Linked DNA regions of Homo sapiens: region 1 is linked to region 2. Evidence: read pairs that join two places in POLR2A ChIA-PET (ENCODE). Cell type or tissue: GM12878. All regions are shown on one strand. Region 1 overlaps PITPNB (phosphatidylinositol transfer protein beta). Region 2 overlaps ZNRF3 (zinc and ring finger 3).

The links. Peaks named below come from ENCODE experiments on the same cell type or tissue, not always from the same donor. Only the 100,000 strongest peaks of a DNase experiment are listed, where the experiment ranks them.
Region 1: POLR2A ChIA-PET joins it to region 2 with 7 read pairs; 2 of 35 experiments call an interaction of 5 or more read pairs at or near these places.

The regions. Positions count from the first base shown.
Region 1 is chr22:27,910,590-27,915,589 of GRCh38, forward strand. PITPNB (phosphatidylinositol transfer protein beta) reads right to left here. Exons shown (of 12, transcript NM_012399.5): 2 at 3,728-3,758; 3 at 375-520. Among named protein-coding and RNA genes, the nearest start is that of PITPNB, 6.2 kb to the right of the region's middle. In GM12878, no CTCF peak of the experiment used is centred here; no DNase peak of the experiment used is centred here; H3K4me3 peaks cover 419 bases.
Region 2 is chr22:29,014,370-29,019,369 of GRCh38, forward strand. The region is part of intron 2 of ZNRF3 (zinc and ring finger 3); the gene reads left to right. Among named protein-coding and RNA genes, the nearest start is that of ZNRF3-AS1, 15 kb to the right of the region's middle. In GM12878, no CTCF peak of the experiment used is centred here; DNase peaks (open chromatin) are centred at 1,892 and 2,352.

The sequences.
Region 1 (5,000 bases), 1.1 Mb before region 2:
TATGGTCCATTTGTTGTAGAAAACTAAAATTGATACAAGTAATACATCGCTATGTTTTAAAAATTCCTTTGAATATATACAGAAAATGATCTAGAAAGATAAACTCTAAGCTGCTTCTAGTGTTTCTCTCTGTGTTACAAATATTTGATGGCAAGGAGCAGGGACTAAGTTTTTATCTGAATTTTTGTTATAAGCAGATATAATCCTTTTCTAATTTACAAATAAAGGAGGAGGTTCTGCCAAAGAATTAAAATGCAATATATTATCAAACTGAAATTAAAAATGTACTTCACATCTACTAGTTAAGTTAGCTAGTTACATGCATCATAAGTAAGCCAGGTAGTTACAAGGCGTCAAATGTGAACACCGCTTACCTCTTTAGGTGATAAATTTTGTGCGTATACTGTCCCTTTTCTCCATCCTTCTCATAAGGTTCATTCTTTAAGACTTCAATTCCTTCTCCACCACCAGTCTCATTCTTACTAGCTTCTGCAACAGAGTAAAGCTGCCCAACCTGATACTGAAATTTCAAAGAATACAGAAACTGAGTAAGTCAGTAGTAACTGCAGAAATTTAGTATGCTAAAATCTTAATAATATAGATGATATAGAAAAGCATATCCAAACCATTCAGCACAACTGTGTTCAATATGAAAACACAACTCAAATTAGAAATTAATACGTTTAGGAAGACAAACCACAGATTATTATACAGTTTTAAAAACCTGTATTTTATAAACTTTCATTATTCAAAAAATTTGCCAGTTACAAATACTCTGGTGCCTTTACACTACCCATTTATCAAGAAAATGTCTCGAAACTTGGTTTAACTTTTGAACAATATATATTTGTACTTTACAAAGCATTTTCACCTCTATTATTTCTCATTTAACTTCACAAAATTCCAAGAAAGGTATGGCAGAAATACAACTGGCACTTTGCCAACTAAAGCTGAGCAACCAGCATATTGCTCTTAATGATAAAGGGGAGGGATGTAAACTGTAATAACAAAAGCCTGGAGATCCAAAGAAACATAATAGATAGTCCAAATCTTAGTAGACTTCTGGGGTCATTTTTAACTTATGACTTATTTATGATACACTCAATTTGGTCCTTCTTCAGCTAACCAGAAACAGTATTGGGGGCCCAAGATCAGAAATGGTTCATTGTGAGTCCTCAAGTAAAGAGAACAAACAGAAACTGTTTTTAAAGTAATATGAATGTATACATATTACCATAAAAGGTAGGAAATTGCTGACAGTAGCTTCTATTTCATTTAACGTGAATCAGAAATCTCAGAGGCCTCCATCAATACCTGTAAGTCAACTGTATTTTCTACGCCAATCTGGAGTCGCTAGTTCCAACAAATGTTGGAAAAAGTTCTCGTGTTCTAATTTGTTACAGTGACCCAACTGTGGCACTATCTTCCATCACTTCAAATTTGGCTAAATTTCTTCCTTCTAATGAAAACAGCTTGAAGAAGTGTATTTCTTCTTTATAAGCATATTTTCAAAGAAAAACTACAAAAATCTACCTCTAAGAACTTGTAATTTCAAAATTAACATTTTATGTGAGGGACCAAAACAACAGGTAGTTTAAGCTCAGTAAACATTCATATCTACAAATCACATGGAGATATGATGCTATCTTGCCTATTAGTTAAATTTAAAAACACACCCACACACACACTCTTACTCAATTTGGAAGTGTTTGGGAAGTTGAAACCAAACATATTTCTTAAATGCTCCCAAAATAAATTTCTGTAGGGCCTGCAGACAGGACTGCATTTCTCCTTTTGGCTTTCCATGATACAACACTAGGGTTAGTCTAATAATGCCACAATCCTTAAATACCTTCAACATGTACTTTTAAACACTATCATATTCTAAAACAGGACTAAAATGAGTCTAGGTCAAAAGATAAATTTCATTTTGGTCAGGAACACACAATAACAATATTCAAATGAACTGTATCCAAAAAAACGTTAATGGACTGACATTTCATGGCATGCTACTTAGTTTTCTCTCATTCTCCTTTTTTAAGAATAAAAAATTAAAAAAAAAAAGAATAAGAAATAGACACAGAAGGCATGTTTTAAAAATGTGCATACAGGCCTGGCACAGTGGCTCATGCTTGTAATCCCAAGGCTTTGGGAGGCTGAGGCAGGTGGATCACTTGAGGTCAGGAGTTCGAGACCAGCCTGACCAATATGGTGAAACCCGGTCTCTAATAAATATACAAAAATTAGCCAGGTGCGGTGGCGGGTGCCTGTAATCCCAGCTACTAGGGAGGCTGAGGCACGGAGAATTGCTTGAACCCAGGAGGCGGAGGTTGCAGAGAGCTGAGATCGCAATACTGTACTCCAGCCTGGGCGATAGAGCAAGACTCCATCTCCAAAAAAAAAAAAAAAAAAAAGGTGGGGGGGGGAGTATAACAAAAAGCCGAGAACAGTATTTTCAGTGACAATACCAAGACTCAAAAAGATTTCGACAAGCTGATTCAACCAGCTGAAATCAAAAGAAAAAGTCTAACAGAAACAAGTGTCAATTTCCACATTCAACTTCAAACAATCAATTGTGCAAATAGAGAACAGGGTGCCTAGCTTCTCTGGAGTGTTTTAATACAGTGAATCCTCCTGAGATATAAACAACTGTGTTCAAGTCTACACTAAACAGTGCCAGACAGCTACTCTTTTTCACTTCCTGCATTTCTTTCTGTCTTCTGTCAGCTGTCACTTCTTAGGTTATCAGTTTGTTTTGTCCCACTTCCAAGTCACTGCTTCTAATCTACTGTCAGCTCTAGGAAAACCAGATAACTGAGCAAATGGGAACTGTGTGCAAGTTACAGAAGAGCCTAGAGGGTTTTATGGGTTTTGCTATATATATCTTGATTTCTCAGAAGCTGTTTCTGCTCTTATCTTCATTCTTGTCTACAATACACATGGCTATAACTGCAGGACATGCAAGTTCTGAATAGGTGATATATTTCTGTATCATGTCCAGACTGAGGAAAACAATAAGCTCTTACAGTTGTGTGCTGTTCATACCATGTCTGGAATACTGTTTTCAGTTCAGATCAACAATTACAACACATATAGTAACAGGACCAGCTGGTAGCAAGTCCACATATCATGCTGTATTAAGCCAAGTGAATGTGCTGGGAATGTTTAACCTTGAGACTTTCTAAGATGAAATAAAAGTGCTTGTGGGGGATGGGGTTGGCTGGAGGGGAGAGCTGCCATCAGAAAACCTGAAGGATTAACCACTACAAGACAGAACAGGCTTATTTCCCATTGCTCAAATGGGATAAACTGTAAACAAGAGTCAAGCATTATAGGAAAAGCAGATTTTGGTTCAAACACAAATGTTTAAAATGTCCAACAGTAAAGTAGGCTGCTTCTCTAAGCAGCAAGCTACTTAACCTTAAAGTACTTAAGTTGAGGCTGGAGCCTCATTTCTCTGGGATGTTGGAGAAAGAATTCCTGCACTAGACAGGAGGTTAAACTACATTCTTTAGACTCTTCCAAAACAAGGCAGTGTAGCAAGAAATTCATTATCATTCATTTAATTCATTTTGCAATTCTTTGCAATTATCATTCATATAATTAATTTTGTCACATAAGGTGGAATGAAAAGGTAAATCAATACTACGAAAATGTGAGTTTAGAGTAACATATCAAAGTACAGTACATATACCAATAAAATGATGCAGAAGCAAGAAAAACTCACCTCCTGAACAGAACATGGCAAAACCACACGGCTAAAAAGACAAAAGAAAAAATATATATATTACATATGAAATAGCTTTAAACACAGATCTCTGAAGAGGTTTTACCTTAAATCCAATGATAACAGAGACAGGTCTCTTAAATCAAAAAAATACAAGGGTGTCATTTATGGAAGAGGGTCTTTGCAATGCCTACACCATAATTGGGGAACTAAAACTATCATTCCTGGGTCTCAATGATCATTTGCATTTAGTGTTCCCAGGACCCCAAACAGCAGCTGCAGAGATTCTTGTGAGTAAAGAAAAAAGAGAAAACTCAACATTGAAAATTGCAGGGTACAGAACGTATTATTTGCAGATTGTCTGGTCAGGTTGCCCTGACTAAATTTTTAGTATGGTTTCATTCTCCACCTATATACTGTGCATTTTGTTTTTATGATGCTTCTTACAGAATACGTGTCTTGAATCTCATTGAATAAACGCTTCCAGAAACTGTTCCCCCACTATTCAATTATTCCTCAAGTTTACTAAGAGAAAAATAAGGAGTCGTGTAGAATTAGTAAGAAAAATTTTACTATGGAAACTACTTGAACCTTATAATAATCCCTTCCAGCATATATACAATATAAGGTTGACATGTGTTTCATCCTGTCCAAGAGTTTCTTATTGTATATACCAAAAAGATGTCATTATAGCTCCATTGCAAGCAGTCTTAAAAGATAAAATCCAAAACAGTATCATGGTATATTGTTTTATCAAAATATTGCATCTTATCTCTAGATTTTATAAGGAGAGTCCTTAATTTATTTCCACCATAAATCCTGAAAACCAAGAACATCCCTGTATATCAATGGTCTCATAATTATAGTTGGTTCCAAGACAGCAACTTCCTTTTTTGTGGGATGGGGGTATACGATCCTTCTCATACTTTCCTAATCTTATCTGTCATTTTATGGAAAATTTTCAATAGTTTTCCTCATTCCAATTTCTTTTCAGCTTATAATTTCTTTTTCTTTTTTTCTTGCAGTAAGAGTCATTTAGCTTATTGTTTGTATTAGTGACAATCTTTTTGGCCTAGGCATTCTTTTTTAATAGTCTTTCTTATTCGTAAGTATGAAGAGAGTAATAAAACCCAGATTATATCTAGTTTGCATTCCAGCTACACTTTCCATCTACTCCTTTCTCCCTACTCTCCTCAAACATCTATGTCTGAATGTTCACATTACCTCAATCTCCAACATGCACAAGTCTGTTACTCCCTCCCCTTTGACTACT
Region 2 (5,000 bases):
CCCCGGCCTGCAGGAGTTGTAGTGCAGGCTTGGGTGATGTGATTCCTGATGTAGGTGAGACCCCTGAACCAAGAGCAGTTCAGCAGCTGCAGCTGCTCAGAAGCTAGGCTTACACACCATCTCCCTGCCGCTCCGTGTTTGACAGAAAGCAGAGATGCTTCAGCCTCCTAGCTGCACTTAAAGGTAGCCTGGATGCAGTGAGCTTGACTAAGTATCTCCCTTTTGTAGCTCAGTGTAAAATACAGACTCTGTTTTTGGAATTCATTCATATGTTTATTAAGCACTGCCTGTATCCCAGGCAGTGTGCTAGACGCTGCAGATACAGTACTTATTAAAGTAGACAAGTTCACTGCCCCCATGGGGCTCCTGGTCAGTAGAGGAGACACAGAGACAACTAGCAGCAAGTAAACACAAAGACAACAAACAGGGCAACTGCAGATTGTGATGCAGCTGCAAGGCCAACAAACTGGGTGAGTGGGGCTTTTCTCTGCATAGGCTGCCTCGAGCCAAGAGCTCAGAGTCAAGGTTCCTGAAAGAAGAGAGGGAAAGATTCCCACAGCCCACTCCCCACATCAGAGCTTGCCTGCCTCCGCTCCGTCATCTGTTCTTTGACACATCTGCAACCTGGGGTGTGCTCTGATGCTTCCTGTCATTCTGTCACTTTCTAACCCATCAAACAGCACTTTGCTACCATATAAGTATTAGTATCTGCCTCCTGTCTGCTAAGAAATAAAATGAAGGCACTCAAGTCTTACAGAAAGTTAGCTCCTTTATTTTAGGTATCTCGTTAAATATTCTCTACTTGATTATTATGTGACAGTTGCTTTTAAATCCTCTGAAAGTTGCATAATATGCTATGTGATACGAAAGGATGTATATATAAAACCTTTATTTTTCTAATAATTGCCTATAACTTACCAGTTTGAATTGTTTTAACGCTTATTGTAGCCTAAGAAGTCCAAAGTTTAATTGAAATCCAGTTTTGTTTTTTGGCTTTGGGTTAATATTCTTCCTTCCAGGCTGGGCACGGTGGCTCATGCCTATAATCCCAACACTTTGGGAGGCCAAGGTGGGCAGATCACCTGAGGTCAGGAGTTCAAGACCAGCCTGGCCAACATGGCGAAACCCTGTCTCTACTAAAAATACAAAAATTACCCAGGCATGGTGGTGCACGCCTGTAGTCCCAGCTACTCAGGAGGCTGAGGTGGGAGGATCACTTGAACCTGGGAGGCAGAGGTTCCAGTGAGCTGAGACTGCACCACTGCACTCCCGCCTGGGTGACAGAGTGAGATTCTGTTTAAAAAAAAAAAAAAAAAAATCCTTCCAGACTTCTTTCCCTCTCCCGTGGTTTTAGGAAGGGAAGGACAGCTGGGCATGATGGCTTAACCCTGTAATCCCAGCAGTTTGGGAGGCCGAGGCGGGTGGATCACCTGAGGTCTGGAGTTCGAGAGCAGCCTGACCAACATGGTGAAACCCCGTCTCTACTAAAATATAAAATTAGCTGGGCGTGGTGGCACATGCCTGTAATCCCAGCTACTCAGGAGGCTGAGGAAGGAGAATCGCTTGAACCCAGGAGGCTGAGGTTGCGGTGAGCCAAGATCACGCCATTGCACTCCAGCCTGGGCAACAAGAGTGAAACTGTCTCAAAAAAAAAAAAAAACAAAAAAACTGAAACTGGCTTGGCTGATGAAAGTTGTATCTTATACTGTGAACTGAATAATGTTGCAAGAGATTAAGTGATCATTACTAAATGATGCCCCTGGTACTAGTGAAGGTTGTTGTCATAGTTCATGCAGACCTGCACAGTGTATCGACCTCATGTTCACATGAAGATCTAGATACCTGATCAACGAAGTGTCCACTCAGCCCCTGTCAGGTGCATTCTGGGAGGTGAAGTGGTATGTGACTGCCTTGAAGGAAGGTGAAAGCCTAGAGACAGATTGTAATGGTTTAGAACTTTCTCTTTAGAAAATAGTGAATAAGGAAACAAGGCTTTGCTGGGGCAGGGGGTGGGAGCTCTGGCAAATAAGAGGTTCTTCTAGAACCCACTTCCTTTGTTCTACTAAGTAAAGTCTTGCTAACGCTGAATAATTATAGTCAAGAAAGCCTGAATGAGGCCATCCTTTTACTTGTTCAATAAAGGTTAATTTAAGGACCCAATGGGACTTGAGATAGAGCTTGAATTTAGGGATTTTTGCAAATTACCTGTTAAAGCCATGAAAACAGAAGTGTATTTGTTCCTTAATATGTGCATGACCTCTTACTATTTAAGAGTGATTACTGATTAACCAGGGAGTTTCAAAGGAGATGTTTTCATATTCAGATTTAAAGAAGTTGCTCCAGCTCAGAGAACTGGCTTCTGTTGGAGTGAGCTATGAACAGAGTAGGGCTGCTCTATCTCAGAGCATTGTTCATTCACCTGGAGAAACTTCCTTCCTGTGTCAAGCACCTGTAGCATGCTAGGGGTTGTGCCTGCCCAGTGGTGCACTAAAGCCACCTCTGCAATGTTTTCATCCAAGAAACATGAAGTAGGAAGGAAAAGTAACACTTGCCTAGAAAGGAAAGTTGTCTGCTCCCTATATTCTCTATGAAATTGAGACAGCTATTCTTTGCCCCCACAAATGGCCTTTAGGACAGAACCATTGAGTGTCAAAGACAGGCCCAGCCTCTGGAGTATACTTGTCTATTTCCATTTCCAAAGGTGAGATGTTTTCCAGGCAGAGCTCTGTCAGTTTTATGAAAGCCAAAAATGCATTAGCCACACAGGGTACACTTGTGCAGTATTTTAAGTGTAACTTGGTTGCCAACACTTGAATTGGAAGGTTTAATATAAAAATCCACATTTCTACCTTCTCTTGAAAAATCAGAAGGTCTGGCAGTGCTGGTGTCCCATTTCTCCTGGTAAAGGAAGCCCCAGCTGCCTAGAAGTTGCCCCCATCAGGCAGGTGTACACTGTCCAGTCTGCCACGGCGCCTGCCACTCTCTGCTGTCCTCACACTGCAGCAGCACATCCATTGCCGTAAATCTTAAGTGTGGCCCCTGTGGACAATTGAGTTTGCAATCTGTGTTGTGTGATTTTTAAATTGCAGGGAGGAAGATCATCCAGGCTGTCTGTGGAAAGTTGAGCAAATCAAGTGTGAACGCAGACCAATAATTTCTGACAGTCAAACCATAAATATGAAGAGGGACCACAGAGAAGCTGGATTAGCAGACTTGTATACTCTGATTTTGTCAAGCACTGGAAGACCAATTTAGGGTGACCATATCATTTGTCATCCAAGCTGAGACGCTTTTGAGAATGGAAGGGGTTATGGTGGGAGGAGAAATGTAAACTGGGGCTGTCCTGGGCATGCTAGGACAGAAACTGTGGACACCCTAGGCCTGTGAATGGGACATGGAAACAGAAAGCTTATATCCGTCAACCAGGATGAGTGCAGAAAAGACTCATAAGAGGAGCTCACATAGAGGCTACGCTGGTATAGAAATTGTTCTAGAAAAATTGGGCAAGATTTTGCAGAGAAAGGAGGCTTTTAGATGTGTCCTTAAGCATTGAAGCGCTTTGAGAGGTAATCAAGGGTCCAGGACAGCAGTTGAGGTAACATGAATAACCTATGCAACAGCTGGAAGATGTGCGTATGCCTTAACTTTTCAGAAATGGGGGAACTGTGTGGGTGGAGCATCTGGTGCTTGGAGGGCAGATAGTGTGGGAGGGGAGGGCGGACGGGCAGACCGGATCCAAACTGGATCCAAAGGAGAGTCTTGAACATTATAAGGAATTGAGACTTGAATCTGAGAAGGATGAGAAGACAGCTCAGGGCATCATGTATGGAATGAACTGGAAAAAGATTGGAGACAGAGAAACTGCTGCATTACAGGGTAGCAGGGATGCAAAGGGAGAGCCCACTTGAAAATGATTCTTTATGGAGATTGGATGTGGAGAGAGGAAGGGGAAGGGGTAGTGAGAGAAGAGGAGGAAGATTTGGGTTTCTAGATTTGTATGATGGTGATTCCCTTAACCTGAGACAAGTAATGTAGGTTTGGGAGAAACTTGGTGACTTTGACTTTGATCAGGACTAGAGCCCTGACTCTGACTTTGAACTGGAGCCCTTTGAACTCTAGCCCTGAAAAGGGTCAGGGCTAGAGATGAAGGTTGAGAAGTCATTAGATAGGGGAGTGTGTATTCAAACCAGGAGTCCAGAATGAGCTTGTCCAGAAAAGAGTATAGACTAGGAAGAGAGAAGGGGTACAGCATAGGACTTAAAGGAAAACAAGTAAGTGAGTTGGGACCATGTAAGAGTCAGTGAAGGGAACCCGAAGACCTCAGAGAGAAGAAAACAGAAATAGGCTGAGGAGCACAAAGCAATGTAAACAGGTTGGTAGAGTAGCAATAGTACAGATGACAACACGGGTGAGGTAGCATGGCCCTGTGCATTCATTTAGCACAGGTGTATCAGTTAGCTTTTGCTGCATAACAAACTGCCCTTAAAACATAGCACCCTAAAAACAACAGTCATTTTCATTGCTCATGATTCTGTGGGTTAGCTGAGCAGTTGTTCTGGTCTGTGCCAGCTTGGCTGATCTCTGTGGTCAGCTAGTGGTTCCTCTGGGACTGAGTGATCTAGGATGGCCTCACTCAAGTGTTTGGGGCCTCACCTGGGATAGCCATGCCCTCTCAACATGTGGTCTCTTATCATCCAGTAGACTAGCCCAGGCTTCTTACATGATAGTTCTCAGGGTTCCCAGCCGCAAGAGAGGGCAAGCATGAACACCCATGAACTATTCGATCCCCTCAAGCATTTTCCAAGCTTCTGCTGGCATTGTATTTGCTCATGTCCCATTGACCAAAGCAACTCATGTGGCCAAGCCCAAATTCAAGGGGTGGAAAAATAAGCTCAATTTCTTGATGGGAGGAATCATAAAATATTGTGGCCATTTTCTTTACTCTAAGAGGTGTGAATGTCTTGTAACACTTGGCAGGAGATATTTGATTCTTTGTGTCA